3 separate regions of the Homo sapiens genome follow, and regions 2 and 3 are each linked to region 1. Evidence: read pairs that join two places in POLR2A ChIA-PET (ENCODE). Cell type or tissue: PC-9. All regions are shown on one strand. Links, peaks and the distances in the headings refer to the core of each region. The heading gives the core; the rest is flanking DNA. Region 1 has its middle 34 kb from the start of LINC01895. Region 2 overlaps DLGAP1 (DLG associated protein 1). Region 3 holds the start of MYOM1 (myomesin 1).

Evidence for each region. ChIA-PET counts read pairs that join two places held together with the same protein. Peaks named below come from ENCODE experiments on the same cell type or tissue, not always from the same donor. Only the 100,000 strongest peaks of a DNase experiment are listed, where the experiment ranks them.
Region 2: POLR2A ChIA-PET joins it to region 1 with 15 read pairs; 4 of 35 experiments call an interaction of 5 or more read pairs at or near these places.
Region 3: POLR2A ChIA-PET joins it to region 1 with 11 read pairs; 2 of 35 experiments call an interaction of 5 or more read pairs at or near these places.

Annotation. Positions count from the first base shown.
Region 1 is chr18:3,379,255-3,389,984 of GRCh38, forward strand. No RefSeq gene overlaps it. Among named protein-coding and RNA genes, the nearest start is that of LINC01895, 34 kb to the left of the region's middle. RefSeq lists enhancers at 5,410-5,779, 5,480-6,679. In PC-9, for the core only: a CTCF peak has its summit at 1,533 (motif pointing right); DNase peaks (open chromatin) are centred at 1,447, 4,327 and 5,727; H3K4me3 peaks cover 5,224 bases; H3K27ac peaks cover 8,000 bases.
Region 2 is chr18:3,618,424-3,629,153 of GRCh38, forward strand. The region is part of intron 7 of DLGAP1 (DLG associated protein 1); the gene reads right to left. Among named protein-coding and RNA genes, the nearest start is that of DLGAP1-AS2, 20 kb to the left of the region's middle. RefSeq lists enhancers at 5,057-5,630, 5,413-6,612, 6,777-7,348 and a silencer at 5,447-5,741. In PC-9, for the core only: no CTCF peak of the experiment used is centred there; DNase peaks (open chromatin) are centred at 5,658, 6,608, 6,938, 7,468 and 2 weaker places; H3K4me3 peaks cover 3,620 bases; H3K27ac peaks cover 6,990 bases.
Region 3 is chr18:3,212,918-3,223,647 of GRCh38, forward strand. It overlaps MYOM1 (myomesin 1), which reads right to left and starts at 7,051. Exons shown (of 38, transcript NM_003803.4): 1 at 6,886-7,051; 2 at 2,017-2,334. The coding sequence starts at 2,306. RefSeq lists a silencer at 5,054-5,348. In PC-9, for the core only: no CTCF peak of the experiment used is centred there; a DNase peak (open chromatin) is centred at 5,184; H3K27ac peaks cover 410 bases.

The DNA of each region.
Region 1 (10,730 bases), core at 859-8,858:
GAGCAGCTGGGACTACAGGCACGGGCCACCATGCCTGGTTAATTTTTGTATTTTTAGTAGAGACAGGGTTTCCTGATGTTGGCCAGGCTGGTCTCAAACTCCTGACCTCAAGTGATCTGCCTGCCTCAGCCTCCCAAAGTGCTGGGATTACAGGCGTGCGGCCCCATGCCCGGCCAGTAACTATGTGCTTAACACTGCACAGCTTCTCCAATGTACCAGCGTCTACCTAATAGGATTGTTACCGGGATTAAGTAACAGAATAGAATCAAATGCTTCTATGCCAAAACAGCACTTGACCTATAATAAAGCATAATACATTTTTGCTCTTTTGTCATCCATAGTACTATCTTTTTATTATTGTTACATTTTGTGGCTTGTCTATAGCATTTGCCCTCTGTATATTAGTTTCAAAAGGCTTTAGTTGTCTATTTTTAAGTGGGTTTATGTAATAAAAAGTTATTTCTCCTTAAAGCATTCTTATTTTACATATGAAGTATTTGTCCTCACTAGATGAAATGTTATATACCTTGACTCCTGTTTCCATTCCATATGGACTTTAATAAAACAATATTCTGAGAGATTTCCCCTTGTGATTGACATAACTCAAAATAGACCTCCATAGGGAAATACCTGCCACTTACAACCATGCCTTTTTCCTTGCGTAACAATGTGAATGTGCTTATTGCAACTGAACTGTCACACCTAAAAATGGTTAAAATGATATTTTACCGCACTAAAGCAATAACAGCAACAAAACAAAAACACATATTTTTCAAGTTTAAGTGGGCCTTAAAAGAGCAGGACTCTAGATCTATAAACATCTCTAGCAGAGATAAATTTTCCAAAGAGCTTAAAATGTTTTCGTACTGAAAAGATGCCAATATTATGTATATCCAGCAATTGTGTCCACTGATATTCTCTTGATAATACTTTATCTTTTCCTCATTTTTTCTTGCATTAAGAAATCAATAACCCTCCCCCACCACACACACACAAAAGAAAAATGGGTAAAGGGCAAATTTCTGAAATATTATTAAATGTTTAAATATTTAGAAGTATTAAAATATGTGCAAGACTTTGCACAACTGTTCTTGTGAATTCAGCAAAGAAGAATTTCTTGGCCAGGCGCTGTGGCTCACGCCTGTAACCCCAGCACTTTGGGAGGCTGAGGTGGGCGGATCACTTGAGGTCAGTAGTTCAAGACCAGCTGGCCAAAATGGTGAAACTCCGTCTCTACAAAAATTAGCTGGGCGTGGTTGCATGTGCCTATAATCCCAGCTGCTCCGGAGGCAAGGGAAGGAGAATCTCTTGAATCTGGGAGGCAGAGATGGCAATGAGCAGAGATGGCGCCACTGCACTCCAGCCTCGGCAACAGAGAGAGAATCCGTCTCAAAAAAGGATTTCTCATCCATTGCCTATAGCTAAACATTAGACAGACAATACCACAGTGTGACAGAAACAATTCCCTCATGTGTCATAGTCAATGAATCATTCAATTAAATAAGCAATTACATGATCATTTCCTGTAGAGGCCGCTGCCATTCATTTCAAAATCATATCATATTGCTTTAGAAGAAAACTTTAAGATGATGTACTAAAATTATTCATTCAGAAACCAAAAATTGTTAAACACTTCCCCTCTATCTCATCACTTTTTTTTTTTTTTTTTTTTTTTGAGAAAGTGTCTTGCTCTGTTACTCCGGCTGGAATGCATTGGCATCATCATGTCTCACTATAAACTCAAACTCCTGGGCTCAAGCGATCCTCCCACCTCAGGTTCCTGAGTAGCTGGGACTATGGGTATGCACCACCACACCCCATTAATTTTTACATTTTTTTTTGTAGAGACGAGGTCTCACTATGTTGCACAGGCTGGTCTTGAACTCCCAACCTCAAGTGATCCTGCTTCCTCAGCCTCGCAAAGTATTGGGATTACAGGCATGAGCCATCACACCCAGCCTCATCACTTTGAATAATACATTTTAAATCTGTGAACCATTATTTTATAAAGTTATACAGACTGCTGTAGGGAAAACTAAATACTATTCCTACTTTAAGGAAAACCATTGTCTAATGATAAACATTTTTTTAAAAAATTATAATTAGCCAGGCATGATGACATAGCCCTGTAGTCCCAGCTACTCAGGAGGCTGAGGCAAGAGAATTGTTTGAACCCAGGAGGCAGAGGTTGCAGTGAGCCGGGATGGTGCTACTGTACTCCAGGCTGGGTGATGAGTGAGGCTGTCTAAAAAAAGAAAAAAGAAAGAAAATTCTCAGAAATTATTTCCATAATTAGCAAGTACATAGAATTGATGTATGATGGAAGAGATAGATTCTAAAGTAAATTATCATAATTCTGCAAACTATCCAAACATAATATTTTACAACATAAAAGTATTATATATTAAAGCTCATTAATCTAAATAGCATTCCCACTAAAAGGAACCAGGGCTGTCTGGAAAAATGGCTAATTTCAGTTTGGGGGCAGGGAAAGTACAACAAGTTAGGCCTGGATCATTTTTGTTCCAGAAGATAAGAAAGTGTTCAAAAACACACAAAGACGGTAGAAGCGGCACAGAAGCCAAGTACAGTGGCTCACGCCTGTATTCCCAACACTTTAAGTGGTCCAAGTGGGAGGATCCCTTGAGGCCAAGAGTTCAAAAGCAGCCTGGGCAACATAGTGAGACTGTATTTGTATACAATTTTTTTAGAAATTGGCTGGGCATGGTGGTCCACACCTGTTGTCCTAGCTACTTGCGAGCCTGGGATGGGAGGATCCCTTGATACCAGGAGTTGGAGGCTGCAGTGAGTGAGCCAGCGCACTCTAGCCTGGGTGACAGAGCAAGACTTTGTGTCCATTTAATTAAAAAAAAAAAAAAAGACACAGGAGTCTACTAGAAGAGGCTTCTGCTGGCCAAATTTGGAAAACTTTGAGGATCCCAAGAAAAAAAAAATAGTGTTGGCTATAGATTAAGCAAATTGAATTAAAACAGGAGTCCAGGATTCTTCAACAAAAGGTGAGGTAAGGAGAGGCTCTTATTTACAGAAGAATCTCAGCTAAGAAATATAGAAGGAATAACTGATTTCAAAATCACTATTACTTCACCAATTTGATGACTGATTCCAGCAAGTATCAACAATGGATGCTAAACCTATAGGTAAAAATTGCTGGGACCCAGTGGATATACACTAATCCAAATATCACAGGTTATTGATTAATTGCAAAGAGGAGAGGAAGATATCTGGCACATAATACCTTAACCAAATGATCAAATATGACATCCCTGATGTTAGGGCAAACTGACTTGACACACCTGCTGGTATGAGAAGAGCACACTACCACCTGGGCAGGCCAAAGTGAATAATCTGAATTTAATTCCGAGACAGTCTACAAAACAATTGGCCTGGACACTTCACAGGTTGTATCTCAAAAGAAAAAAAAAAAAAGGCAGCAGAACCGCTTGAAATTAAAGGAGATGAAAGCTATATGACGTTAAAAGCAATACTTGATCCTAGACTGAATCCCTGATTTTTTAAAAAAGAAGAGTTTATGAACAGCATTATTGGGACAACTGGTGAAACTTGATTATTGGTGGTTATTTTAAATATTTCAATAGTAAGTAAATTTTTGATAATAGTATATCAAAGTCAATTTCTTGAATATGATCAAGGTGAAGCGGTTATATAGGAAAAGATCCTTTTTCTTAGGATTTAGGAATTAAATAGGAATATAGCATAATGAGGGAAGTTCTTTGTGCAATTCTTTTTTTTTTTATACTTTAAGTTTTACGGTACATGTGCACAACGCGCATGTTTGTTACATATGTATACATGTGCCATGTTGGTATGCTGCACCCATTAACTCGTCATTTAACATTAGGTATATCTCCTAATGCTATCCCTCCCCCTTCCCCACTGTGCTATTCTTTTAACATGTCTATAGGTTCAAAATTTTTCAAAAGAAAACGGGAAAAATTACATTAAGAAAACTCTAGTAAAAGGTTATTTACTATGCATGTTTAATTTATCCATATTTTTGCTTAACATTGTCTTTGTCTTACGTTGTCGACATAAAATGAAGAGGCTGTGGCACAAAATAAGATTTAAAGAGTTTACCTGAGCCAAAGTGTAGACAGCTGCCCGGAAGATTTAGACCCAAGAAACGTTGAATGTGAGCTCCGCCCAGCCTTTGTTACAAGCAAGTTTTTAAAGGCAAAAAAGAGGGATGGGAAGTGAGCTCATACAAAGTTGTTGTAAGGAATTCTCTTTGGTTTACAGAAATAACAGGGATTAGTGACTGGCTATACACTGCTAAACTATAGGGTGTGGCTTATAGTGTCCAGGGTGGCATTATTAGGGTAATTTATAGCTACTTGTGACAACAGCAAACAGTTTCAAGAGATAAATACATAGCTTAAGGGGGACGTGATTGCTGTCTCATTTCAATGGCTCTCTGGTCCTGATAATTTAAAAGGACTCGCATTCCTTAGATAATAGATGTTTTCTAAGCCAGGCATTGTGGCTCAATCCTATAATCCCAGTGACAAGCAGGAGGCTGAGGTGGAAGGATCACTTGTGTTCAACAGCAGCCTGGGCAATATAGGGAGGGCTTGTTCCCCATAACCCCAAAATGTAAAGAATTAGCCAGGCATGGTGGTTCACACCTGTAGTCCCAAGCTACTCAGGAAGCTGAGGCAGGAGGACCCCTTGAATCCAGGAGTTTGAGGCTGCAGTGAGCCGTGATCGAACCACTGCACTTCAGCCTGAGTGGCAGAGTGAGACCTCGACTCTTGAAAAAAGAGGAAAGAAAGAAGGTTGTTTTGTTTTGTTTTGAGACAGAGTCTTGCTCTGTCGCCATGCTGGAGTGCAGTGGCAGGATCTCCGCTCACTGCAACCTTCGCCTCCCGTGTTCAAGCGATTCTCGTGCCTCAGTCTCCGGAGTAGCGGGGATTACAGGCACGTACCACCACACCCAGCTAATTTTTGTATTTTTAGTACAGAAGGGGTTTCACCATGTTGGCCAGGGTGGTCTCAATCTCCTAACCTCATGATCCACTCGCCTAAGCCTCCCAAAGTGCTGAGATTACAGGCGTGAGCCACCGAGCCCAGCTTTTCTTTTCTCAACCTTGTCTTGTGAAATTTTATGTTGAGGCTTGTAAGTTATTTTCTAGTACTTTAAACACAGTAATTATTTTGGACCACATGTAATAGACAATTAATGCAGTTAAATTCCCCTGGCCTGAAGTTTATGCTTTTGGTAAATTAAGGAAATTGTAAAGAGCAAACATTCTACCTTGTTGGAATTTGGCTATAATGGGCCATCATGTTGCATGGCTGGATGGTGAATGAGAAGATGAAATTGGGGTCAGGAAATTTTAAAGCTGGAAGAGATCTTAAATCTTGGCCAAATTAAATTTACCAGACTTTAATTGAGAAAAGAACAATTCGTGAACTGGACAGCCTTCCGGGCCAGAGGAGGCTCAGAGACTCCAGCTCAGCCACGTGTTGGAAAGACGTAAATAGAGAAAGGAAAGTGACGAACAGAAAATGGAAGTGAGGTACAGAAACAGTCAGATTGGTTACAGCTCCGTGTTTGCCTTATCTGAACACGGTTTGAACAGTTGGCCCCCTTTAAGTTGCCAAAACTTGGTGATTGGCACAAGAGTAGGTTACAGTCTGTTTACTCTTCCATTTAGGTTATGGTTCACTAGGTACAAAGAAACCTTTAGGCCAAAGTTAAAATATGTAAGCAAGCTGCTTTGGGCTAAACCCGATTTAATACTTATGAATGCAGCATGGTTTTGCTCTTACGTGGCTCAGTTTCTGCTGGGTCATTCTGACACATGTGCCACCTGGTAATGACCTTTGATCTGAGGGGATTGGGAGATACTTGATAAATAGTATCCTCTTCTGTCCTGCCAGGGGACAATTCTAGGGTGAATTATACATGGCTTCTCAGAGACTTTCCAGCAGGATTATACTCCAGTTACCTAAAGCAATGAACAGTTTGAAAATGCACCCTTCCCCTATTTCATCCTGTCCAGTCCTTCCCACCATTAGAACCACTTCCCAACATCAACGATCTGCATGGGAGCACATTTCTCAGGCTCTGTTTGAAGACACCCACATTCCATACAGCCTTTCCTGGTGCCTCTGAGTCCTGGGCTTCTCAGTTTCTCTAGATAATTGTCTTACTTCTCATGGTGCCCTGCTCTGCCAGGGTTAGGAGCGCATCCAAATTCCCTGCCAAGGTAGTGGAAATTCCATCATAAGTTTACCACCTTGCAAATATCTGTGGATATTTGCTGTCTCCTTTTCCCATTCTCTTTGCTCTTGTAAGTTTCAATATTTTAATTTTGTATTGTTATTTTAGCTGGGGAGCACTGCAATATACAATAATCAAACTTTTTTTAAAACTCACAGATGGACTCAATAGCAGAATGGAAGTGACAAAGTGAAGATTTAGTGAACTTGAAGACAGAACAAAAGAAATGACTAACCTAATGACAGAGAAAGAAAAAAAAAGCAGAGCTTCAGATTTCAGGTATTATTGGGACTATAACAAACGATCAATCATTCATATCATTTGCCATTTTTTGGCACCTTTTGAAATATCCTTATGGTATTTCTCCTTTTTGTGTTGTTACGTTGTTGCTAATACGGTGAATTGCATTGATTGATTTTTTAAAAAACAGTAGGCCAAGCTTGCATTATCTTAGTGAGGATATATTACCCTTTTTGTTTATTAGTTGGATTTTATTTGTTAATATTTTGTTAATATTTACAGCTGTATTCATGGAGATATTGAAGGAAATGACATATAATAGAAAAATATGAAAGTAACAATGATCTGGATTTAAACGCATGTGTTATAGTAACAAAGACCAAGGAACACTTGGCTGTTAAGAAATGCAGACATGTATTATGTTTCTTATCTTAAATGGGGGTAGAGAGTTGGGCATAGCACCATGTCACTTTTGGTTTTGTCGTTTAGAGAAATGCTGATTTATTTGAAAAACTTAAAGGTGCTCACTGGCAGAATTTAAAAATCAGTTATGAGACAAAATAACACAAGAAAGATCAGCTATCAGTTATAACAATGAGTATAAATAAATTAAATTCCTTATGAAAAGACAAAAATTCTCAGACTGACTTGAAAAAAACAGCGTCCAACTCCAAATGTATGGTATTTTATAGGGTTACCATTAAAAACAAGTATCAGAGGCCAGATGCGGTGGTCCAAGCCTGTAATCTCAGCACTTTGGGAGGCCAAGGCAGACAAGGCATTTTTGTACAAAAAATACAAAAACTAGCTAGTTAATGTCTGTAATCCCAGCTACTCAGGAGACTGAGGCAGGAGGATGACTTGAGCCCGGGAGGCGGAGGTTGCAGTGAGCAGTGACTGCGCCACTGTACTCCAGCCTGGGCAACAGAGCAAGACTGTCTCAAAAAAAAAAAAAATCAGAAAACATTAAAAGTGCTTTCTTTCCTAGTTTTCTAACAACTTAAAAGTGCAGATGCTGAATTTTTTTATGCTTTCTTAAATATGCTGCTTTAAAAAAAACTGTATTGGACTATTAATATAACACATTATAGTAACGCATTTTCTTTCTTTCTTTTCTATTTTTGAGACAGAGTCCTGCTCTGTCACCCAGGCTGGAGTGCAGTGGTGCAATCTCAGCTCACCGCAACCTCCCCCTCCCAGATTCAAGTGATTCTTGTGCCTCAGCCTCCCAAGTAGCTGGGATCACGGGCACTACAGCTGGCTAATTTTTGTATTTTTAGTAGAGATGGGGTTTTGCCATATTGCCCAGGCTGGTCTCAAACTCCTGATCTCAAGTGATCCTCCCACCTCGGCCTCCCAACGTGCTAGGATTACAGGCGTGAGTACCACACCATGCCAGTAATACATTTTTTACTATTGAATTATCCTGTAGTTTCTGATATAAATAAGAAAAGAAAAGATGGCCAAAGGTTTATCAAACATGCCTAAACAAAAAGCAAATACATAAAGCAATGATAACAATACTAATATACAGAGAAGAAATCAAGGCAAAAGCCTCAAATGAGATACAAATGGCTATTTTATTTCACTGTATTTTTTGCTTATTTATCTTTGAGAGAGAGAAACCATACTCTAGGAAGCAGAGATAATACAGAACCTTATAAAATTTAAAGTTTAATTTTACTTTTGTCACACCCATGAACCCAGCTGTTCCTGAAAGGAAACCACTGTCCCATATGTTAATAAAGGTTACACTTCATGTACTTGGAAACTGTGAATACTATTGTGTCCAAATATAAATGCAGAAGAAGAAATGAATAGCATGCTACAGGATTTATTTATTTTTAGAGTGGGGGGGTCTCACTATGTTGCCCAGAGTGAAGTCCAGTGGCTATTCACAGGCCCAATCTCCTGGGTTCAAGCAATCCTCCCACCTCAGCCTCCCAAGTAGCTGGGACTATAGTATGGGATATTTTAATATATCATTCTCAGTCTCTGACAAACTTCACAAGCAACAGATAAACTAGACTATGGATGTTATAGTAAAATCAACAAGCTTACTTTAATAGCTGCATGTTATGTTGTACAATGGAGAATATACTTTTTTCCCGATGTAAATGAAATGTATTAGTCAACAAAGAAAATACTGATAAAATTTAAAAGCAGAAAACATATAGCACACATTATCTGACCACAATGTGCTAAAACAAAAAACTAGTAATGAAATTTTAAATTCTAAAGAATCAAGATACTTGGAATTTTAACTATAAATGTATTTAAACATTAATATGCATTACATAGAGGAAGAACTTCTAGATTCTAGAATCAATTTCCTTCAAATATTTTTTTCTCGTAGACTTATGTACATAAAAAATTATGAATTGAGCTTCAGTTTTACAATGATACAAGAAAAACATTGATTTTTATCCCGTGAAAAAAGGCATATAGATTTTGTTTGTTAACCTTATGAAGTTATAGACCACATGAAGTTGTGTATAAAAGTACAGTGGGCATGCTACTCATGGAAGAAAGTGGCATTTTCCTTGAATGGATTTGTTTTTTGCTGATCTTTGTCATCATGGCCATTGAAATCAGTAAGAGAAAAAAGAAAAAAATGAAATAGCAAACACTTCAACAATTATCTGGCATATATACCAGATAATTTATTAGCTATAAAGAAAGAGAAGTAAGGCCGGGCATGGTGGCTTACACTTATAATCCCAGCACTTTGGGAGGCCAAGGCAAGAGGATCACTGGAGGCCAGGAGTTTGAAGCCAGTCTGGGCCAACATAGCAAGACCCCATCTTTAAAAAAACAAAAAAAAACAAATTAACCTTTAAAACAGAAAAAAAAAAAGAAGAAGAAGAAATAGAAGAGATGAGAGACTCAATAAAAGAAAAACTTGTCAAGATGTGGCTAAATTAAATAATATTTTCCCAACATGATAATATTATTTTGACATCATATTCTACAGTAAGAAGTGGCAGGGTTTTTGGTTTTGAGTCAACACCTCTTGTTACCATGAGATCACATCAACTGTGGCTTCCACATCCATTTTCAATGGTGCCTGCAAGGGTGTTTGATCAGTGGCAAATCAAATGAGGATTTGCTCTTTCCCCATGACAAAGCCTGTTGCTCTAAGTGAACTTTCATTAGTTTACAGCTGTGTGAATTTCAATCTTTTTCTTTATTTTAATTAATTTATTTTTTATTTTTGTAAAGATGGGGTCTTGCTATGTTACCCAGGCTGGTCTGGAATTCGTGGACTCAAGCAATCCTCCCACCTTGACCTCCCAAAGTGCTGAGATTACAGAAGCGAGCCACCATGCCCGGCTGTGTCTCTCAATCTTAAACTGCACCAGAGAAACACTCTGCCCTGAGGACTTCACATTAATATGATTGTTGTTTTAGTGGTTGACTCACTTCTCAGAATTTACCTCTGTCTGAGTTGATGCCAGAGTCTCCTGGGTTGTGACTTCACAAATGAGACACCTGAAGACATGGTGCTCTCACCAGGAGTCACAGACTAATGAAGTGGAATGGAGGGGTCCATTTGGGTTTTCTCCTTTGCGGTTCTTTGTATATTTAGGCTTTCTACAATGTTCCCCATGGCTAGTCTACATTTATTCTGTTTTATAGGATAGGTTTTGTTTTTGTTGTGTTTCAAGAACTTATTTAATGAGTTATTTAATGAGTCTTCTAATTCGTTATTTGGTTTGTTGCTATTCATTCTTTTTTTTAAAAAAAGAATATTGCTGTCATCCTTTAAACATTTTTTTATTTGCTTATTGAATTTTCAAAAAACTCTAGGATCCCACTTTTAGTGTAATAACCATTTCAACATTTTCTGCAGAATCAGAGGAGGTCTGTGGGGAGGAAATTGTCATTCTATGACACTAAAGCCCTCCCTACCACTCAAAGGAAACTGTCTCCAGCACCACAGTTCTTTAGATTCTCCTGTCTCTGCTTTTTTCCTGGAGCTCCTTAAATCTGTCACTGCATTAAAAGATTTCATATTGTTCTCATTTGAAAATTTTTTTTCCTTTTCCTTTTACAGGAGTAAAGTTCTTATTACGAGTTGCATAGTTTTTAAATTCCTACACGTCAGGAGAAACCTTTTTGCCTTCTCCCACTTTGATGCTAATAAGACTAAAAATAGAAATCTAGCTTCAAAAGCTCCATAGAAGGGAAGAGAGAAGGAAAGGGAAAGGAGAAAGGAGGGGAA
Region 2 (10,730 bases), core at 1,443-9,442, 240 kb after region 1:
TGCTCCTTTATTTCCACTGTGTCCAGGGTGTGTATGGACTTGGTGGAATTTAGGGGAATAGCTGTGAATTGTGCATCAAATAAATAACCTGCAGGGAGTTGGCACTGGTGACTGCTAGCCATAAATGTTGCTATTTGCTTACACAGGTTAAGCCTGGGCTTTTGGAGGCTTCTTTGACCTTTTCTGCCTTTTTCCCAACCCTAACCCAACATAGCTATGACAAGGCAGTTCTGGGCCGGGCAGGGTGGCTCACGCCTGTAATCCCAGCACTTTGGGAGGCCGAGACGAGCGGATCAGGAGGTCAGGAGACCGAGACCATCCTGGCTAACACGGTGAAACCCCGTCTCTACTAAAAATACAAAAAAATTAGCCGGGTGAAGTGGCGGGTGCCTGTAGTCCCAGCTACTCGGGATGCTGAGGCAGGAGAATGGTGTGAACCTGGGAAGCGGAGCTGGCAGTGAGCCGAGATCGTGTCACTGCACTCCAGCCTGGGTGACTGAGCGAGACTCCGTCTCAAAAAAAAAAAAAAGAGATGATTAAGTTAATTGGGTCATTAGGGTCATAATCCAATATGACTGGCGTCCTTCTAAGAAGAGAGACAGCAGGACCTACGTGCATAGACCAAGTGAGGACAGAGAGAGGCCAGCCACCCGCAAGCCACAGAGAGAGGCCTCAGAAGAAACCACCTTGCTGATACCTTGATCTTGGTCTCCCAGCTTCCAGAACTGTGAGGAAATAAGCTTCTGTTGTTTAAGGCACCCCATCTATGGTACTTAGTTATGGCAGCCCTAGCAAACTAACATACCCACAAACAGAGAATTCACAGCCTTAAGGCTGGGACTTCAGAAAAATTCCAAAGGTAATAAGCAGAAATTTCAACATGCAAGAGTCTAGCCTTTTAGCGCAGTTTCTCTTTCTGCATCTTTCCCAGGTGGCCTGCAGGCAGGATGGTAAAGCAGTGCTGGGGGCTGGGCAGGGGCGCTGCTGACCTGCAAGTCTAGTGGGGTCACTAAGGTCTCTTGACTCAAAAGGGAAGGGACCAGGGTTCCAGTCCTAGAAAGTCCAGAAAGTAGCAGGGAGACTGAGTAGGTGTTTGGTGCATGGTCAAGAGGCCCATATTGATGCAAGTCACTAACCCCTTCCCTCTTCTAGCCGCCCTAGTCCTTCCTTCTCTCCTCTTCTTCCAGTCTCTTTGACTTTTCCCACCACCCCGTCCTGCGACACTGCTTTATTATCAGGTAAGTCAGAAGAAGGGGAAAATTTGGCTTTACCTTCTGACTTAGCGTCATGCAAATCCTGATGCTCTTTTAGTTTTTTCCTTTTTTTTTTTTTTTTTTGGTGGGAGATATGGGATGGAAGGATATTTGCCGGAGTTGGTTTTTTTTTGTTTTTTGTTTTTTGAGATGAGGTCTTGCTATGCTGCCGAGGCTTAAGTGCAGTGGCTACTCATAGACCCCATCATTGCGCACTACAGCCTTGACCTCCTAGGCTCAAGGGATCCTCCCACCTCAGCCTCCTAAGTAGCCGGAACTATAGGTGCATGCCACCATGCCTGGCCACCTGCTGGAGTTTAAGCAGGTGGTAGGATGGGTGGATGGTCCCTAAAGACACCCATCTTTTAATCTTTGAAATCTGTGGATATGCTACCTTCTAGGGAAAAAAAGGACTTGGCAGATGTTAGTAAGCATCTTAAAATGGAAAAGTTGTCCTAGACTACCTGAATGGGCCCAAAGTCATCGTGAGGTCCTTATAAGAGGGAGGCAGGAGGGTCAGAGACAAAGACGATGATGTGATGATGGGGGCAGAAGTGTGTGTGTGCGAGAGAGGAGCAGAGGGGTTGAAGATGCACCTCTGCTGCTGGCTTTGCAGATGGAGGAAGGGGCTTTAAGCCAAGGAACACAGGCAGCCTCTAGAAGCCCGAAAAGGACACAGATTCTCCCCTATGCCCTCCACAAGGAAAAGCAGCCCTGCCGACCCATTTCTGACTTCTGACCTCCAGAACAGTGAGATGATCTGTGTTGTGTAAAGCCACTCCGCTTGTGGGTGTAACTGGTGACAGCAGCAATAGGAAAGCATACAGGCTGCAAGGATGAAAATCCTCGAGAACAACTGCTATCACATTTTATTATTATTATTATTATTATTATTTTTGAGATGGAGTTTCACTCTTGTCGCTCAGGCTGGAGTGCAATGGCAAGATCTCAACTCACTGCAACCTCTGCCTCCTGGGTTCAAGTGATTCTTCTGCCTCAGCCTCCCGAGGAGCTGGGATTACAGGTGCCCACTACCACGCCCGGCTGATTTTTGTATTTTTAGTACAGACGGGGTTTCACCACGTTGGCCAGGCTGGTCTTGGACTCCTGACCTCAGGTGATCCGCCCACCTCGGCCTCCCAAAGTGTTGGGATTACAGGCCAGAGCCACCACGTCCGGCCTGGTATCACATTTAAACAGGCAGTGATGTGTGACCAGAAATTATACATATTTCTAGAGCTTTCACCCTTCAAACAGTGGTTCCCAGAGGTTGGTCTCCCACCAGTAGTGTCAGCACCTGGGAACACGTGGGTCAAATCCTCAGGCTCCACCCAGGACTACTGGGTCAGAAACTCTGGAGGTGGGGCCAGCACCCTGTGTTTGAACAGGTCCTTCTGGTAATTCTGAGGCATGCTAAGGTTCACCTTAAAGATAAGTGACCTGGGGCTGAGTTCAGTGGCTCACACCTGTAGTCCCAGCACTTTGGGAGGCTGCTAATAATAGCTATGATTATTATACCTGCCCTGACATTATCTTCTGTTTCCAGGCTTGACATATAAGGATCCTATACAAGATTTCACCTACACAAGAGATTCAATCCATCTTAGGTTCTGCTAATGACCTCCCCTCCTAAGGTTCATCAAAGCTGAAGCGGGAAGAAGGCTTGAGGATAGGAGTTTGAGACCAGCCTGGGCAACATAGTGAGACCTTGTCTGTTAAATCAAGTTTAGCCTAAAGTGGCCTCCTTACATATTTTAAGTTCAGCCTAAAGGTTTCTCTGTACATAGTGAACTATATACAACCTAAATGGAGGTATAAACCCACTGTAACCTACTCTTGTGCCAATCAGAGAGTTTTGGCCAAAGGGGGCCAACTGTTCAAACCGTGTTCAAATAAGGCAAACGCCAAGCTGTAGCCAATCCAACTGTTTCTGTACCTCACTTCTGTTTTCTATATGTTACTTTCCTTTTTCTGTCTATAAATCTTCCACTGCGTGGCTGCACTGGAGTCTCTCTGAGCTACCCTGGCTTGGGAGGCTGCCTGATTCGCAAAGCATTCTTTGCTTAACTAAACTTTGTTAAGCTTAATTTGGCTAAGGTTTTTCTTTCAACACGTCCCTGCAAAAACTTAAAATAAAAGAAATTAGCTGGGCATGGTGGCATGCCTGTAATCCCAGCTAGTAGGGAGGCTGAGGTGTAAGGATTGCTTGAGCTCAGGAGGTTGAGGCTGCAGTGAGCCGTGATTACACCACTGCACTCCAGTCTGGGTGACAGAGTGAGACCCTATCTCTACAAAATAAATACATAAGTTAAAAGTGACCTGGGCTGCTGCTTTGCCAACAGAGGGTACCTGTGGAGCCTCTGATGTGCGTATGGGTAGTGTATGTGTATGTTGGCTGTGTGTGTACCCACTGACTCTACAATTAAGCTGATTCTTTTTTTTTTTTGATATGGAGTCTCGCTCTGTCGCCCAGGCTAGAGTGCAGTGACGTGATCTTGGCTCACTGCCAGCTCCGCCTCCCAGGTTCATGCCATTCTCCTGCCTCAGCCTCCCAAGTAGCTGGGACTACAGGCGCCCACCAACACGCCCGGCTAATTTTTTGTATTTTTTAGTAGAGACGGGGTTTCACTGTGTTAGCCAGGATGGTCTCGATCTCCTGACCTCGTGATCTGCCTGCTTCATTCTCCCAAAGTGCTGGGATTACAGGCATGAGCCACTGCACTCGTCCTAAGCTGATTATTTCATGATTCATGCTTGGCTTGGGATCTGGGAATGATGGGGAAAGTTACTCTCTCAAAGATTGGCTCTGTCCCCTGGGGAATGTGGGAGGAGGGAGAGTCCAGAATTCGGCTTCCAAGTGGCCACAAGTCTGGCCTCCTTCACCCAGCCTGTGCCTGTGTCCACAGGACAAGATCCAGGCTGACAGCCATGCACTGCCACACCACTGTCCCAGACTGGGGCAAGCAGAAGGGGGCTGTTTCCTCTCATCTTTCCCCAATTTCTTGCTTGCCAGAGGCAATCCTAACTTGGCTAGCGGAAAGATAATCACTTTTGAAAACATGAGTGAGGTCAGCCCTTCCAGCCACAGCCTGGAGTTTGAAATTACACATTCATTGATTTCTTTTTTTTTCTTTTTCTTTTTTTTTGAGATAGAGTCTCTCTCTGTCGCCCAGGCTGGAGTGCAGTGGCACAATCTTGGCTCATTGCAACCTCCGCCTCCCAGGTTCAAGTGATTCTTGTGCCTCAGCCTCCCCAGTAGATGGGACTACAGGCATGTGCCACCATGCCCTGTTAATTTTTGTATTTTTAGTAGAGAAGGGGTTTCACCATGTTGGCCAGGCTGGTCTTGAACTCCTGACCTCAAATGATCCGCCTGCCTCTGCCTCCCAAAGTGCTGGGATTACACGCGTGAGCCACCAGCCTGGCCTGATTTCAGTACTGGAATGGCCTCATGTCAGCTGGGTGATCTTGTGTGCTGCCTCTCTGTGTCCCCATGTCCTCACTGGTGAAACAGGCATGCTAAAAGCATTGATTTAAGAGAGTTGTTGAGAGGATCACATGAGATAATCAAGGAAAAAGTCTTAGATCAGGGCCTGGAACAAAGTAAATGTTTAATCCTATTAATGCAATTAATTGTGGTTAATGACATGTCATAATTAATAGCTATGATTATTTTCACGAGCCCTGACATTATCTTCCATTTCCAGGCTTCGCATGTATAAGAGGTCCTAGACACAAATTCACCTACACAAGGGATTCAGTCCGTCTTAGGTTCTGCTAATGACAACTCTTCTTGAAGTTCTTCAAGGCCGTGTGAAAAGGAAAAGCCAGCCGGGCACAGTGGCTCACGCCTGTAATCCCAGCACTTTGGGAGGCTGAGGCGGGCGGATCACCTGAGGTCAGGAGTGCGAGACCAGCCTGGCCAATGTGTCTCTACTAAAAATACAAAAATCAGCCGGGCGTGGTGGCGCATGCCTGTAATCCCAGCTACTCAGGAGCCTGAGGCAGGAGAATCGCTTGAACCTGGGAGGCGGAGCTTGCAGTGAGCCGAGGTCACACTACTGCACCCCAGCCTGAGAGACAGAGCAAGACTCCGTCTCAAAAAAAAAAAAAAAAAAAAAGGAAAACCCCCCTAGAAAATGCTTTTCCCGTTGCTTCCCTGCTAATGGGCCTTTTTCATCAGGGCAGCCTCCAGCCTTAGGATGTGGCCGGTCCCCGTGCGGATGCCCGTTTCCCCTCCTGCCTGCATTCATCTGACCGGTTCAGTGGGATCTGGTACTTTTCCTCCCTCCTCCTCGTGCTGGGCTTCCACATCATCCAGACAGCTGCTGCCACATTCCACCGCTCCAGCAGCGGAAGTAAGGCACATTTAGGCCCTTTCTGGGTGAGTGACAGCATTTGAGATGAGATTAATCAAATGCCAGTGTTAGGGGAAAGCAGCCTTTCCCTGAGTCACCTCTGCTCCACCTTTCTCATGACACAGAGCATGAGCCTGTCCAACGGTTGGCCTGTGCGTCAACCTCTGGCCAGGAGACAACGGGCGCCTGTGACCTGGGCGTGAACCGTCTGTTTGTGCGCATAGGTCTGACACTGCTGCTGGGCGAGCCTGCGTGCCCCTGCCCCGCGGTCCATTGACTGTGCCGCTGAGCACAGGCAGGGATGTGTGCCTGTCGCCCTGGGCCGCTGTCCCCTGACGGCAGATGAGATATTCTTCCAGCTCAACACTGATGTTGCAGGGTTTTTCCTCACCTACCGCATGACGACTGAATGAAAGCATTCCAGGAAACCAAAAGGGCTGGGCAGGCCTCTGGAATTTCAAAGCCGACAGCCTGGCCCTGCTGGCAGCTCATTTCTGCCGCGTCATTTTCTCTGAACTGTAGGAGTAGTTTTGTAGCAAACTTATCACCAAAATCCCACAAATGTTAAGCATTACCCTTCTTAGAAAGGAAAAGCCTACTTACTTTTCCCCATTGGAAGACTTCAATTTTTTAAGATTCAAGAAATCCCCAAAAGTCATGATAAAGAAGAGGGAAAACAGACTGAGCATACCCATCCCCTTTTAAATTCAAATTTATTTTGTTTTTTTCTGCTTAGCTACAGGGAAGGTTTGATCATATCACATCTGAGTTAGGCCATATGCACCCAGGGGGAATCTCAAGAGCAAACTAATCTAAACTCCAAGAAATAGACCACTAAGACCCACCCAGGTAGTACTCACTGAACGCTCTTCCTGCCTCTCATAAGAACCAAAAATAGCGGTTTCCCGCAGATGCTCCCAGAAGCAAAGTCTACCTACCACACACACAATATGCAGAAGGGAAAAACCCAAGCCACAAGTCCCTAAACGCCTGAGTCGTGACTCATGGAGGCTGTCCTCCACCCCTGCCAAGTATAAGAAATGATTTCTACCCACCCACTTCTCTAAGGAGATGGTCCCTCATTCCTCTCTCCCGAGCAGGCTTCACAGCCCCCTTCATAGAGATGAAGCCCTAGTCATTAAATGCCCAGTGATGTTACGACTGCCAAATTCTATGACTATTTGGAAAGTTTTATCAGGTATGGATACACTCCACCTATTTGCTTAGGTGGCCAAGATCTCTGTGCAGTTGCACAGACAGTTTCTGTCCTCCCACCCCGTGAGAGGTTGTGTGTGTGTTTGCGGGGGCTGGGAAGCTAATGGAGGGAAGGAGAGACCTCCTCAGGTGAGTCACCTTGCAGTGGAACTGCTTCCTGTGTGTGTGAAGTTCTTCAAGGAGGCACCACTTCACGCAATGCCCCAAACAGAAAAATCGAAGCAAATTAGCAAATTATTTTCTAGGAGATTAGATGTTGGACAACTTCAAGCTTTCACAATAGAAAATGGCTTGTTTTAAGGCAGTTAAACCCAAAGCATGCCTTTTTTGGGGTTTTGTTTATGAATATGTTGTAATCTAAGAAGAGTAATGTTCTTACAGAAAAATTAGACCTTCATGATTGCAATCTAAGTGAGAGGCAATTAGGCTTATTTTTCTTAGAGATTAGTACATCATGTTAGTTCAGAAAGCATTTGTAAAACAGAAAAAAAAAGGAAATCATAAATATCAATTTCATCTTAACACAATGCAACTATCACTGTTCTCAACCTGAGTTCTTAATTTCTGGCATGTCACAAATTCCTTGAACTACCAATGTTGAACTAACCTCCCCTGACCCAGGGAGTTGAATAGTTTTTTCAAAGGATATGATCAAATCTCTGTTCATGCATGCCTACATTTATTCATTTTCCAAAAGCATAAATTAATTCTGAGGGACAGAAAGTAGACTTGTGCTTGCCTAGGTTTGTGGGAGATGAAAATGTGGCTGGGAGCCATGGCTCACACCTGTAATCCCAGCATTTTAGGAGGCTGAGGCAGGAGGATCATTTCAGCCCAGGAATTCAAGACCAGCCTGGACAACATAGGGAGACCCATCTCTACAAAATAAAAAAATTAGCCCAGCGTGGTGGCACATCCCTGTAGTGCCAGCTACTTGGGGGGCTGAGGTGGGAGGATCACTTTAGCCCGAGGTTGAGGCTACAATGAGTAGTGATCGCGCCAGTGCACTCCAGCCTGGGCTACAGAGTGAGACCCAGTCTCAAAAAAGAAAAAAAAAAAAAAGATCAGGAATGGCGGCTCACATCTGTAATCTTAGCATTTTGGGAGGCTGAGGTGGGAGGATTGCGTAAGCCCAGGAATTTAAGACAAGCCTGGGCAACATGGCAAAACTCAGTCTCTACAAAAAATACAAAAATTAGCTGGGCATGGTGGTGGGCGTCTGTAGTCCCAGCTACTCAGGAGGCTGAGGTGGGAGGATCACTTGAATGTGGGGGGTCAAGGCTTCAGTGAGCCGAGATCACACCACTGCACTCCACCCTGCTGGGTGACAGAGCAAGAACCTGTTAAAAAAAAAAAAAAAAGCAAAGAAAAGAAAGCTGGATGTGGTAGCTCATGCCTATCATCCCACTACTTTGGGAGGTGGAGGTGGGCGGATCACTTGAGGTCAGGAGTTCAAGACCAGCCTGCCCAACATGGAAAAATTTTGTCTCTACTAAAAATATAAAAATTGTGGTGGCGTGCACCTGTAATCCCAGCTACTCGGGAGGCTGAGGCAGGAGAATCATTTGAACCCGGGAGGGCGGAGGCTGCAGTGAGCTGAGATCACGCCACTGCACTCCAGCCTGGGCAACAGAGTGAGACTCTGTCTCACAAAAAAAAGAAAAGAAAATATTTGAAGCTAAGACTGTGGTGATGGTTGTACAACTCTGTGAGCACACACACAAAAAACGCTGAATTGTGCACTTTAAACGAGTGGATTTTATGACATATGAGTCATATTTCAATAAGGTCATTAACAATGTACCTGAAAGAATTACATGGTCTCATGAAAGTACTGCTAACATTTTATTAGTGCTAGTAATTTTTTTTTAATAGAGATGAGGGCTCACTATGTTGCCCAGGCTGGTCTTGAACTCCTGAGCTTAAGTGATCTTCCCGCCTTGGCCTCCCAAAGTGCTAAGATTACAGGAGTGAGCCACCACACCTGGCCTAGTGCTAGTAATTTTTTGTCAGTTGTTTCTGGTGTGTGATTACTAATACAATGCTCTTGAGAAGAACAGATTGCAGAAGTTTATAGGCTTCTGAGCTCAGGGAAGGCACTGACCGAGTCCCAGGCAGGCAAATGCAGTGAGTGAATTTGTTCAGTCCAATGTGTTGTCAGTTTCCTTCGTACAGTTCCATGAGATAGAGGAATGTTAGGCATATATGTTTGCTTTCTTATCCCCCATCTTTCCTGTCCTTCTCCCACACGCTACAGTCCTACACGCTATCCGGATGCTTCTCTAATGGGTGGGCGTATCAGAATTTTGAGGAGGAAGACAGTGAAGAGCAGGTAGTTTTTGTAATTTGAAAAAACATACAGTAGTTTGTCTTGTAATATAATATTTAGTTGTGGGGCATTCCTTCTTTCTCTGCTATATATATTTTTAGAGATGGGGTCTTCCTCTGTTGCCCAGGCTGCAGTGCAGTGATGTAATCACATCTCACTGCAACTTCAAATTCCTAAGCTCAAGTGATCCTCCTGCCTTAACCTCCCAAGTAGCTGGGACTGCCCATCTAATTAATCCCTCCGCTATTTTTTCTTTCTTTCTTCCTTCCTTCCCTCCCTTCCTCCCTCCTTCCTTCCTTTTTTTTTTTTTTTTTTTTGAGATGGAGTCTCGCTCTGTTGTCCAGGCCGGAGTGCAATGGGGCGATCTCGGCTCACTGCAACCTCCCACCTCCCCGGTTCCAGTGATTCTCCTGCCACAGCCTCCCGAGTAGCTGGGATTACAGGCGCGCACCACACCTGGCTAATTTTTGTATTTTTAGTAGAGATGGGCTTTCACTATGTTGGCCAGGCTGGTCTCGATCTCCTGACCTCAAGTGGTCCACCCGCCTTGGCCTCCCAAAGTGGTGGGATTACAGGCGTGAGCCACTGCGCCTGGCCTTGTGCTATATTCTTTTTTTTTTTTTTTTTTTGAGACGGAGTCTCGCTCTGTCACCTAGGCTGGAGTGCAGTGGTGTGATCTTGGCTCGCTGTAACCTCTGCCTCCCGGGTTCGAGCGATTCTCCTATTTCAGCCTCCCAAGTAGGTGGGATTATAGCCATGTGCCATCACACTCAGACGATTTTTGTATTTTCAGTAGAGACGAGGTTTGACCATGTCCGCCAGGGGTCTTGTACTCCTGACCTCAAGTGATCCACCCACCTCAGCCTCCCAGAGTGCTGGGATTACAGGCATGAGCCAGTGTGCCCAGCCTATTCTTAAAGAATAATTACAAAATGAAGATTCCGAAACCACCACGTAGGCCAAGCTATAGAATGCCTCCGAGCCTGCAGTTCACATTCCCCGTGCATCTTTTCCCTGTTACAAACCCCTCCTATCCCAGAAGTAACTAGTCTGCTGATATTTGTCATTATTTTCTTGCCTTTAGTATTTCTGCATGCATTCCTAAACAATATAGCTTGATTATGCCTGGTTTTGAACTTTAAATTAAAAGAAGCTTACTACATATATGTATTCTTTTGTATTTTGCTTCTTTTACTTAATGTTGTGGGTTGATTCACCTATATTGTAATTACATACAACTTGTCAATTTCCATTGCTATATGAAAATACCATTTCATTGCATGGAAATAAACAATAAAAATACATTTTACTATAGATGGATATTTAGGGTTTTTTTGGTATTTGAACAATGCCACCATGAATATTCCTGTCCTGTATTTGGCACACAAGTAAAAGACTTTTCTAGAAAATGTTCGGGTTGTTTGCTATGAGTTTCTTCATAATGTCAAATAATATTTTTAAAAATGTGGATATTGTCCCAACATACACTCCCATAACAGTGCATGAGAATTCCTATTGCTGCTGCATATCTTTGCCAACATTTGATATTGTTACACTTTATAATTTTTTGTGGCC
Region 3 (10,730 bases), core at 1,878-9,877, 170 kb before region 1:
GATCCTTATGAATATCCCACGGCAGAATATGACCTATGAAATTGAGACTGCGAAGTGATCCTGTTCCATTTTAATGGAATTTCAGAGTGTTGCCATCATACACTCCAGGTAAACCCCAGCAGAGTCTGGCTCTGTTACTCAACCCAGCAGAAGCTCCCAGGAGGCCACCATCACTGATAAAATGATAGCTGTAGATCAGGTGCTGCTCAAACCCAACAGGGATTTCGGAATTTCTGCCTTTGGAAGCATGCCTCACTTCTAGTTAAACCGACCACTCTATTATTTTCTCAATAACTTTTTAGATTCCCAGAGAAAACAGCTTTTCTAGTTGCCCTACCAGATATTTTGTGGGCTTAAATTTTGTAAGACTGAAAAGTATGTTATGTTTATAGCAAAAAATGCAACCTATGCCAGGTACTTTGGAGAAGAGGAAAAGAGGCAGCAGGTGGTTATCGACCACATAGCCCAGAAATGTCTATGTTTTGAAGATCAGCAGTTTTTTTCTGTGGACTCTAGATAGATTTTAAATAAAAGTCACGTGTATCTTGCAAGTGTTTTTTAATCTCCATGAAATATTTCATTCTGAATATGAAGAAAATAAAACTTGCCTTGGACTGAGAAAGTAAATATCTGCCCAACATTCATCAGGCTGAAACAGCAGACACAGATAAGCCAACTGCAAAGTGAACAGGAAATGACATTTCTCCCAGGGACGTTGCTGTTGTAAAGTGTCATGGTAACGTCCTTCTTTGAGTGACTATAGATTCACTGAGAAACTTTCTTCTCTAATATCAAAGACAATCAGTGAGCTTGCTGTTTAAAATTATATCAGTAAGAATAAAACATCTCACTCTTGCCTGCAGGATCTTAGTTGCTTAATTGAAGCAGAGAAGCAACCTCAATTCCCACTTCTGGTGAGAAGTCCCAGATAAGGGGCTTGGGGATGCAACAGTCCACATTTATCTTAACTTTATTGTTTCCAAAGAAATAGCACCCTGGGTTCACTTTGCAGACCAGACCTGCGTCTAAGCTCCACTCTTCCTAGAAACCTAAAATAACCTTTTTTCCTCTAGTGTTTAGTCTCCTTCATTGCATTGGGTCAATAAACCTAATTTTGTCGGAATACAGGTTGGTTCCTATTATTCTTAGACTGACTGAGATAGGGCCATGTTTTTATCAAATGGTCGAGCTAAAGAAATTATCTGCTGCATAAATAGTAGTTCCGAATTTTAAGTATTTGCTATTAGATATTGAAAAAATATTTAATAGAATATATCTTCGCAGTAGTTCAGTCTCCTGTGCCCTGTGAATTTTAAATTGTATATATCAGCTTCTCATCTAGGCAGAAACATTCTGAGCGCAAGGAAACCCGCTGTGAATACTGAAATGATCTTTTCTCGCCCTGCTGCTGCTAAAGTAACCTGTGGCAAAATTTGCCTGCTCTTAGAAATAGCAAATTGGCAACACAAGCAAGACTCGCCCGTGAGAACACCAGGCTCTTAGTGAAGCTAAAAGAGACAATAAAGGGAAATAGGTAGGCACGGGTCCCGGGTCTCCCAAACAAGGTCTGTCTGCACACTTGGTTGAAATGCAGGGCTGCCGTATTTAAGAAGTAACTGGGAGAGGCTGGGCACGGTGGCTCACGCCTGTAATCCTAGCACTTTGAGAGGCCCAGGCGGGTGGAACACCTGAGGTCAGGGGCTCAAAACCAGCCTAGCCAACATGGTGAAACCCTGTCTCCACTAAAAACACGACATGAGCCGGGCGTGGTGGTGCACGCCTGTAATCCCAGCTACTCGGGAGGCGGAGGCAGGAGAATCGATTGAACCCAGGAGGCAGCAGAGGTTGCAGGGAGCCGAGATCACGCCATTGCACTCCAGCCTGGGCAACAAGAGCGAAACTCTGTCTCAAAAAACCAAAACCGAACCGAAACAAAGCGAGAAGTAACTGGGAGGGTTACTCAGAGCACACGCCTCTTCCTGAGGTTGGAAGGTTGGAGGAGGGCGTCCGACATACCCATGGGAGGAGCCATAATCGTAGGCTGAGGCTGCCTTCCGACTGACTTCAGAGCTCAGGGCGTGCTGCGAGGCCTGCTGCTGGGAGGAGGAGGCGGACGCCCGACGGAAGGCCTCGGACTCCCGGCGGTGCGCGGCGGAGGAGCGGCTGCTGTAGGCCGTGGAGCCCTGGGTGTAGACGGCGGAGCGTTTCTTCTCCCGCTGGTAGTGACTCACGGTGCTGCGCACGTCCTTGTTGCGGTAGCTGAGATCATAGTGCTGGTGGCACCTCTGATAAAAAGGCAAAGACATCCTGTGCCCCTTGAAGGAACCGGGCCACCTGAAGGAAAACAACACTTTTTGAGTGACTTATTAAGGAACAAATTCCATAGACCAAGTCATCTAAATCAATGTGTAAAAATCAATACTCTTGGCTGGGTGCGGTGGTTCATGCTTGAAATCCCAACGAGGATCTCTCGAGGCCGGGAGCTCAAAATCAACCTGGCCAACACAGTGAGACCCTATCTCTACAAAAAGAAAAAATTAGCCGGGTGTGGTGTGTGTGTCTGTAGTCCCAGCTACTCCGGAGGCTGAGGCAGGAGGATTGCTTGAGCCCAAGACTTCGAGGCTGCAGGGAGCTATGATTGACCATTGCACTCAGCTTGGGTGACAGAGCAAGACACTGTCTAAAAACAAAATAAAATAAAAATTAATATTCTTATCTTTTCCGAAGAGTAAACCAAAAAGGGTATGAAGTTTAACATAACTGGATATTCAAAAAACTCTCCACTTCATAGCCCAGATATGCCCCTCCTGTCATTGTACCTTTTTTTAAAAAAAATTGTATCTAGGAGGTTTTCCTAGAAAAACAAAGTTTTTCTACCCTGGCTATTGTGCTCTTTCCTCAGACTCTTCATAATACATATTTCTAATTTTCTGCCATTTCATTCTTCATTTGGGACTTCATTTGGGAGAATGTGGAAGGATAGAGAGTCATGTGGTGTTCATTCAACAAATAATTAGCAGCACCTACTGTGTGCCTGACGCCATCCAGCCCATGAAATCCAGTAGTGAGGCCGGGCACAGTGGGTCACGCCTGTAATCCCAGCACTTTGGGAGGCCGAGGCAGGCGGATCACTTGAGGTCAGGAGTTCAAGACCAGCCCGGCCAACATGGCGAAACCCCATCTCTACTAAAAATACAAAAATTAGCCTGGCATGGTGGTGGGCACCTGTAGTCCCAGCTACTCCGGTGGCTGAGGCAGGAGAATCACTTGAACTCAGAGGCGGAGTTTGCAGTGAGCCGAGGTTGCGCCACTGCACTCCATACTGGGCAACAGAGAAAGACTCTGTCTCACAATGAAACAAAACAAAAAAGAAATACAGTGGTAAACAAAACAGACAAAATGCCTGCTCTAATTACCTTGTACAGAACTGTACAGTCTACTGCAGGAGAAAGACAATAGAGAAAACAAGTAAGTCAAGTATGAGATAGGTTAATGTGCCAAGAACCAGAGAAAAACAAAGCAGGTAAGAGGGATGGATGCAATTTTCAACAGCCTCAGCAGGGATGGCTTCTCTAGACAGTAACATCTGAGCATGAGACTTTCTGGGGAAGAGTATTCCAGAAGGAAGACCAGAGCAAAGGCACTGAGGAATGAACATGACTATTGTGCTCCAGGAACCACTGATTGGCAGGGGTTCTGGGATGGGAGAGGTATAGGAGATGATGTCAAAGAGGTGAGCTATGTGCCTGGTGGAAGGGCCAGTAGTGTAGGGTCCTGTAGGTAGCAGTAAGGACTTCAGCTAATACTGTGAAAGGGCTGAGAGGCCATTGGAAGACTCTGAGCTGAGACTCATTCTCGCCGATGTCTGAAGATGGACTGTGGAGGGATGAGAGTGAAAGCCAGAAGACCTATGAAAGGGCTGAGTTGTATCCTCTCAAAATTCCTGTGTTGAAGCCCTAACCTCCAGTACCTCAACATGTGACCATATTTGGAGATAGGGTCCTTAAAGAGGAAGTTGAGTTAAAATTAGGCCATTAGGATGGGCCGTAATTCTATATGATGGTGTCTCTATAGGAAAAGAAAACCAAGATCCAAATATGTATATAACAGAGGGAAGGCCACGTGGAGACACAGGGAGAAGACAGCCATCCATGAGCCGAGAAGAGACCTGAGAAGAAACCACCCAGCTGACACCTTGATCTTGGACTTCCAGCCTCCAGAGTTGTAAGGTAATAAGTTTCTGTTGTTTAAGCCACCCAGTCCATGGCGCTTAGCTATGATAGCCCGGGCAAAAGAATACAAAGTCCACTGCAATGGTCCAGGCTAGAGGTGACAGGGGTAGCAGCGAAAGTGTGAGAGGTGGTCAAGCTCTGCACAGCTTTTGAAGTTAGAACCAATGGCATTTGCTGAAAGTTCTGAATTAGGATGTGAAAGAAAGAGATGACTCCAAGGTTTTTGCCTGAGCAATTGAAAGACAAGTTGCTATTAACTGAGATGGGGAGGAATGTGGGAAAGTATCAGTTTGGGGTGGAAGAACAGGAGATTGGTTTCAATGCTCTACATCTGAGATGCCTGTTAGACCTCCCAGAGGAGACATTTTAAGTGGGAAGCTGGATACATGACTCTGGAGTGCAGGAGAGAGGTCCAGGATGCAGATATACATTTGGGAGTCAACAGCATATAGGTGGTATCGAAAGCCAAGAAAATAGGTGAGAACCATTGTACACGGAAAAGAAAGTCCTAAAAGAAAACAGATGAGGACCATTATACACAGAAAAGGAAATTACAGGCATGGTGGCTCATGCTTGTAATTCCAGCACTTTGAGAGGCCAAGGCAGGAGGATTTCCTGAGCCCAGGAGTTTGAGACCAGCCTGGGCAACGTGGTGAGACCTTGTCTCTATTATAAAAATTTAAGATAAAATAAAATAAGTAAAATAAAGTCCTAGAACTGAACCCTGGAGTATGCTAATCTTATATATAAGCTCTCTCAAATCTCACAAACATTTCAAGCAAAGGTATAGTCTCAAACCAGAAAACAAAACAAAACAAACAAAAAAACCTGTTTGCTCTATAAGGAACATGCAGGCTTCTAGTCTCCCTACTTAAAGAGGTAAGAGAGTCGATTCCCAGGGTGACAGCTGGCATTGTGAACTTGAGCTAGCAGTTCTACTAAAAGTCAAAGGTATGTTTGTTTAGCATAGGGTGGGGAGATGTCACATGGCCTTAGCATTCTTGAATAGTTTATCCACTGAAGCAGGCCTATCAGCCACGTTGACAACCCTGGATGAAGTAATAGTTTTATAAAAGCTCCACCCCCAAGTGTTTTAATGCTGTAGAATTAGTTTTAAAGTGATCTGTTTTCTCCAAATGTCATTTTTAAAAAAATTCAAAATGAAGAATGAATCCTTCTAAACTCAGCATATTCTTTGTCAAGTTTAAAACTACTTTTTATTTAAACTATTTTAAAAGTCAGCATGTATTCCCCAGAGAAGAAAACTGAGCAAACTTCACTCCAGAAATATTTATCTTAGGGTTCATGGAAGATATCAGTCTACAGGGCATTTCCTAAGGGAAAAAAATAGCTACTAGCAAGCAACTTTGCTTCAACCCTTAAATAGATGGCTATTTTCTGTTACAAAATATGGAGGATAATTACCATGTATAATTAATAACTACTAGATGAATTTTGATAAAACAAAGGGGTTAGAAAATGTTAATACAGAATTACGTTAGGCAGTTATAAAGATATTAGAGAAGTTTCTGTTATGATACTACATTGTAACATGGCACATGTTATTTGAATGATTTTTCAAATAAATAATAAAGAAACTTGTTATGTTATAAACTAAATTCATTCCCCAGATGACTTGAAATGCTGTTATTTTCACAAAATAAAATCTTTAAATATCTTGCCCCAATACTATTTTTTACTCTCTTTATTTCTATTTCTCCCAAATACATTTATTTTTAATAATACTTACTATTCCTCTCACATAGATAGTAAGTTACAAGTAAACAGGGTTTGACTTGAAGCCCACATTGCTGATTGTCACAGCCCTGACCTCTGGAACAAAGGTACAACCACCTCCTCTTCATCAAGTAAGCCCTTGAAGTTAACTAAAGCCAGGATTAGCTCCAACACATGACGGCTGGAGTACGTTGGGAGGAAAGATGGTTTTAGTGTCTTTTGTTTCTTTAAGACCTAAATTTTCTTTCTGAAAATAATTTGAGAATTTAGGAAGAAATACAAATTCCATAGCTGTAATTTATGATACTTTTGTGCAGGCATTAGAGGGCAGAAGCTGATGAAAACGATTCCCAGAAAAATCACTATGTGGGGCTCTATGTTGCCTCTGAAATATTACTTAACCATTTGAGGCCATATCATTGTGCGCGCTCACATTTATCCACATTGCATCGTCACAGCAAGATCCCTGAATTATAAACTAGTGACTTCAGAGTTAATTTTCCTTCTTTCGGTCTAATTTGTAACCAGGGAGCATTGTATGGCACATGCAGGATTGAAAATGCAGGGCCTCCTGTCTCTCATCCATTTCAGATTTCAACCAAACCGTACTTGGAAATAGCATTAAACACACGCTTACAGTTCAATCCGAGGCAGATATGACCTCCTTACAGTTCCAGGAACAGCAGCTTAATTTCAGAAGAATACAGTGATGTGAGAGAAGAGCTGTGCCAGCCCGACTGGCACCCGGCTGTTCTGGTTTCCCTCCCTGGAGCTTCACTTTCCTATTTCTCTGTTATTCTGACATCTCTTTGAGAAAACTGCTGAGTTCAGAAGACAGAAAGAAAGCACTTACACTGCACTGCTGCTAAGCTCATAAGCTATCAAGTGCATTCTTCTGCCTCAGTGTCACACTTACCAGTTTCCAAAGGAGTAATGGTGGTGGAAATGTTCCGATGAGGCCGAGGAGCTGGATGAGAGAATGAAGACTCCACCTAGGTTGAATCCAAGACAATGTTAAGAGGCAGGGCTAAAGACAGGACCCTGGGGGCCAGTTCAAAAATAATGCATGTGGTCAGGCAGTCGAATGTCAGGCCACACAACCAGCCTTTTATGGCCAAGAAGGCAGATAAATATAGCAGCAGATGGGGAGGGTAGTTCCAAACCAGGAGGAGGAGAGGGGCATGGGCAGGTAGCAGCCTTAGTAATATAATTGCATAATGCCGGTCAATGGGTCTGGCCCGATTAAACCAAATATAGGGTTTTTATTTGGCAACAAGAGTTATTTTCAATGTCACTTTATCAGTAGATAATTTAAAAGTGTAATGGAAAGAGTGGTTTGTGTTAACAGCTAAAAATAGGTGTAGTAATATGATTCTCAAAATGGACTTCGTGGAATTTTAATGCCAAGATATGATTCTGAGTGTGCTGTTAACAACACACGTACGGTACATTTAAAAGATACAATGTGAAAAAAGAACTTGAAGCTAACTAAAGGCAAAACAAGGAAGAAATGGGTTACACGTGGTGGCGATTTTTGCCTGACATCACGGTCACTATTTCTCTCACTTCAGGAAAATTTACAAGGTTAAGTCTTAGCTTCAAGCCTGAATATGTGATTTCCTGTTCATTAACTAAAGCCTTTTGAGACGCAACTCAGTGTTTTATCTTTCCTAACTCAGAGTAGGGTCAGTCCATCTAATAAGAGATTCTCTTTCTTTGTTCTTTAAATGGTGTGACCAATTAAGAGGAGGTGTAACCCGGTTGTGAGAGCCTGTGTTGTGGATTCAGACCAGATCTAGATCCCACTATATTGATAGCACTTAGTAGCCATGTAATCTCCAGCAATTTATTTCTCCTTCCTAAGCTTCAGGTTTTTTGTCTATAAAATGGGGATAATCATATCCAAATTATAGGATTGCTGTGGTGATTAAATGTGATACTGCAGACAGAGCACTTGACCTAGTGACAGTCACATAATATAGACTCAGTAAATATCAGCTGTTATTACTGATACCAATAATATAAAAGCTCATTGTTAGATTACATGTATGCAGCAGGTTGGTATTTTGATCTACTGGCCTTATGTTCTGACAGTGATATTACATCAACTGAATAAAGGTCACCTGTGTCTATCAAAATTGTTTTTCTTTCTGAGACAGGGTCTCACTCTGTTGCCCAGGCTGGAGTGCAGTGGTGCAGTCTTGGCTCACTGCAACCTCTGCCTCCCAGGCTCAAGCAATCCTCCCACCTCAGCCTCCCGAGTAGCTACAGGCGCATGCCATCACACTCGGCTAATTTTTTTTTTTAACTCTTGGTAGAAATGGAGTTTCACCATGTTGCCCAGGCTGGTCTCAAACTCCTGGACTCGAGTAATCCACCTGCCTCAGTCTCACAAAGTGCTGGAATTACAGGCGTGAGCCACTGCACCCAGTCTCTATCAAGATATTGAACAGACTCAATATTATAGTATACTTCATCATGACTTTCTTGATGATAACTACAGTTAACACTGTTGAGGACCTATCCAGTGCCAGACACTGGGATAGGCAGTTTATATACATGATCCCACTGACTTATCATACCTTGCAAGGTACAGCTTCATTACCCCGTTGAGGAAAGCAAAGCTTCCAGAAGGGAAGGCATTTGCCAAAGATCACACAGCGGGTAGATGACAGAAACGCAACTTCATTCAGAGACATTTGATTCCAAAGCCCGTGTACTTGTAGTCATGTATTGCTGGCTCCTCCAGTGGCACTTTGATAGTAAGAAACTAGACATTTTGAAATGGCAATACGGGTCTTCACTTGTAATAGACGGTTAGCTTCTGAGCTACTCAAAGTATGTAAAAGAATCTGTTCCACCTAGTTCTGATCCAGGTACCTGTGAAATTCAACCTGGAATTTCTTCATATACATACCTCTGCTATTAGTAAGCATGTGGACATTTTAGCTATCTGGAAGCCATAGGCGAGTTTTCCAAGTGTTATGTTCCCCAAGCATCCATTTGTTCTCTAAATATCCAATACAGAATGCAGTGATTCTTCTCAAGTCTTATCCACCAGCCATTAGGATGATTCCTGGTGAGCTGTTTCTCTAGAGAACATTGGTCAATTGCCCCAAATCTTCTCAAAGCAGAAAAGAGGAAAAATAAACTTATATGCTTTTTAAAAAGTGTTTTACATTAGATGATTTTCTGGGAAATTTGAAATTAACAGCTGGCTAACCACTCCATTAAGTTTTCAGGATAATCACATATCTGTAAGGGTATCATGAGTAAGTGTAATTGACCAGAGTCCACATATATAAAGGAATCATAACTAAGTTACAATAATTGATTCATATGAGCCCAAGTTTTTCTTCTTTAGTTTTATTATCCAGTACATCACCATATGTAATTTATTATGTAGCTAGTTGTAATTCAGATAAATTTGCTGTTAGAAAAACCTGAATCTAGATGATGCCACAGCAGAAAGATCACTTAGGAGATTCTGCTGGGTCTAGCTCATGCTTCTTTTGTCTAAACTTACTGTATATTTGTTTGGAATAAACTCTTGCTTTCACAGGGATCTTGAGTATCAATGAATCAATGATAATATTTTAGTTTTTCTATAGTGTGTGTGCACTTCTCTCATTTTTGTATTTTTAACAAGGATGAAAGTTCAGTAAATATTTAAATGTATTGATACTTGTAGCCAGTACATTTTGACCTAATAAATTATTGTCTGTTAATAAGAAACATAAATGAAACTCTTCTTCTGTAACATTTCTTCCTTCTAATGGACAGTATTGGCACATGGTGCTCTCTATCAACATAAATGTGTACGTGTGCACATACACACATACACACACAAACAGGCATACACACACAGTTAAATGGTTGAGAGGCAGCATAGTATCATATATAGGAGGCTATGCTCTGTGTGGAACAGTCCTGGGTTCCATCCTCTGTCACCTTCTGGTTGTGACTTTAAGGATATTAATCTCTCTAAATCTCAATTTTTTTTTTCTTTTTGAGACAGGGTCTCTCGCTCTGTTGCTCAGGCTGGAATGCAGTGGTGCAATCTTGGCTCACTGCAACCTCGACCTCCTCAGCCTCAAGCAATTCTCCCACCTCAGCCTCCCGAGTAGGTGGGACTACAGGCACATGCCACAACACCTGGCTAATGTTTGTACTTTTGTAGAGATGGGGTTTCACCATGTTGCCAGGATGGTCTCGAACTCCTGAGTTCAAGCAATCTGCCTGCCTTGGCCTCCCAAAGTGCTGGGATTACAGGTGTGAGCCACCATGTCTGGCTGTAAATCTCAATTTCTTAATTCATAAAATGTTTTCATGATAATCATGCATAAGATAATCAAATAAGATATTGTAAAACAGTATTACTTCCTGGCATATAGCAAATAGTCATTAAATATTAGCTACCATTATGAGGACTTATATCTCCTATTTTTGTTCATTTTTTCTTCAATGCGGATGTTTTCCACGGAAGGAAAAGCTTAAATAAATTGTTCAGTGAGCTCTTTTGAAAGCCATAAATTTGCTGTATCCTTCCTACTTCAGTGTTGACTAATTTATAGGCAACACTAAAATAAGAAAGGTATCATATTTGGCATCTAGTCCTGTGGTTTACTGAGTAACTTTGAAAAATCATTTCACCTCTCTGAAGCTCCATTTTCTCATCTGTAAACTAAAGGGCTTAGAGCTAGATGATCACTAAGGTGCTTTCCAGCTCTAATAACCTGTGCTATCAATCCACAAAGTAAC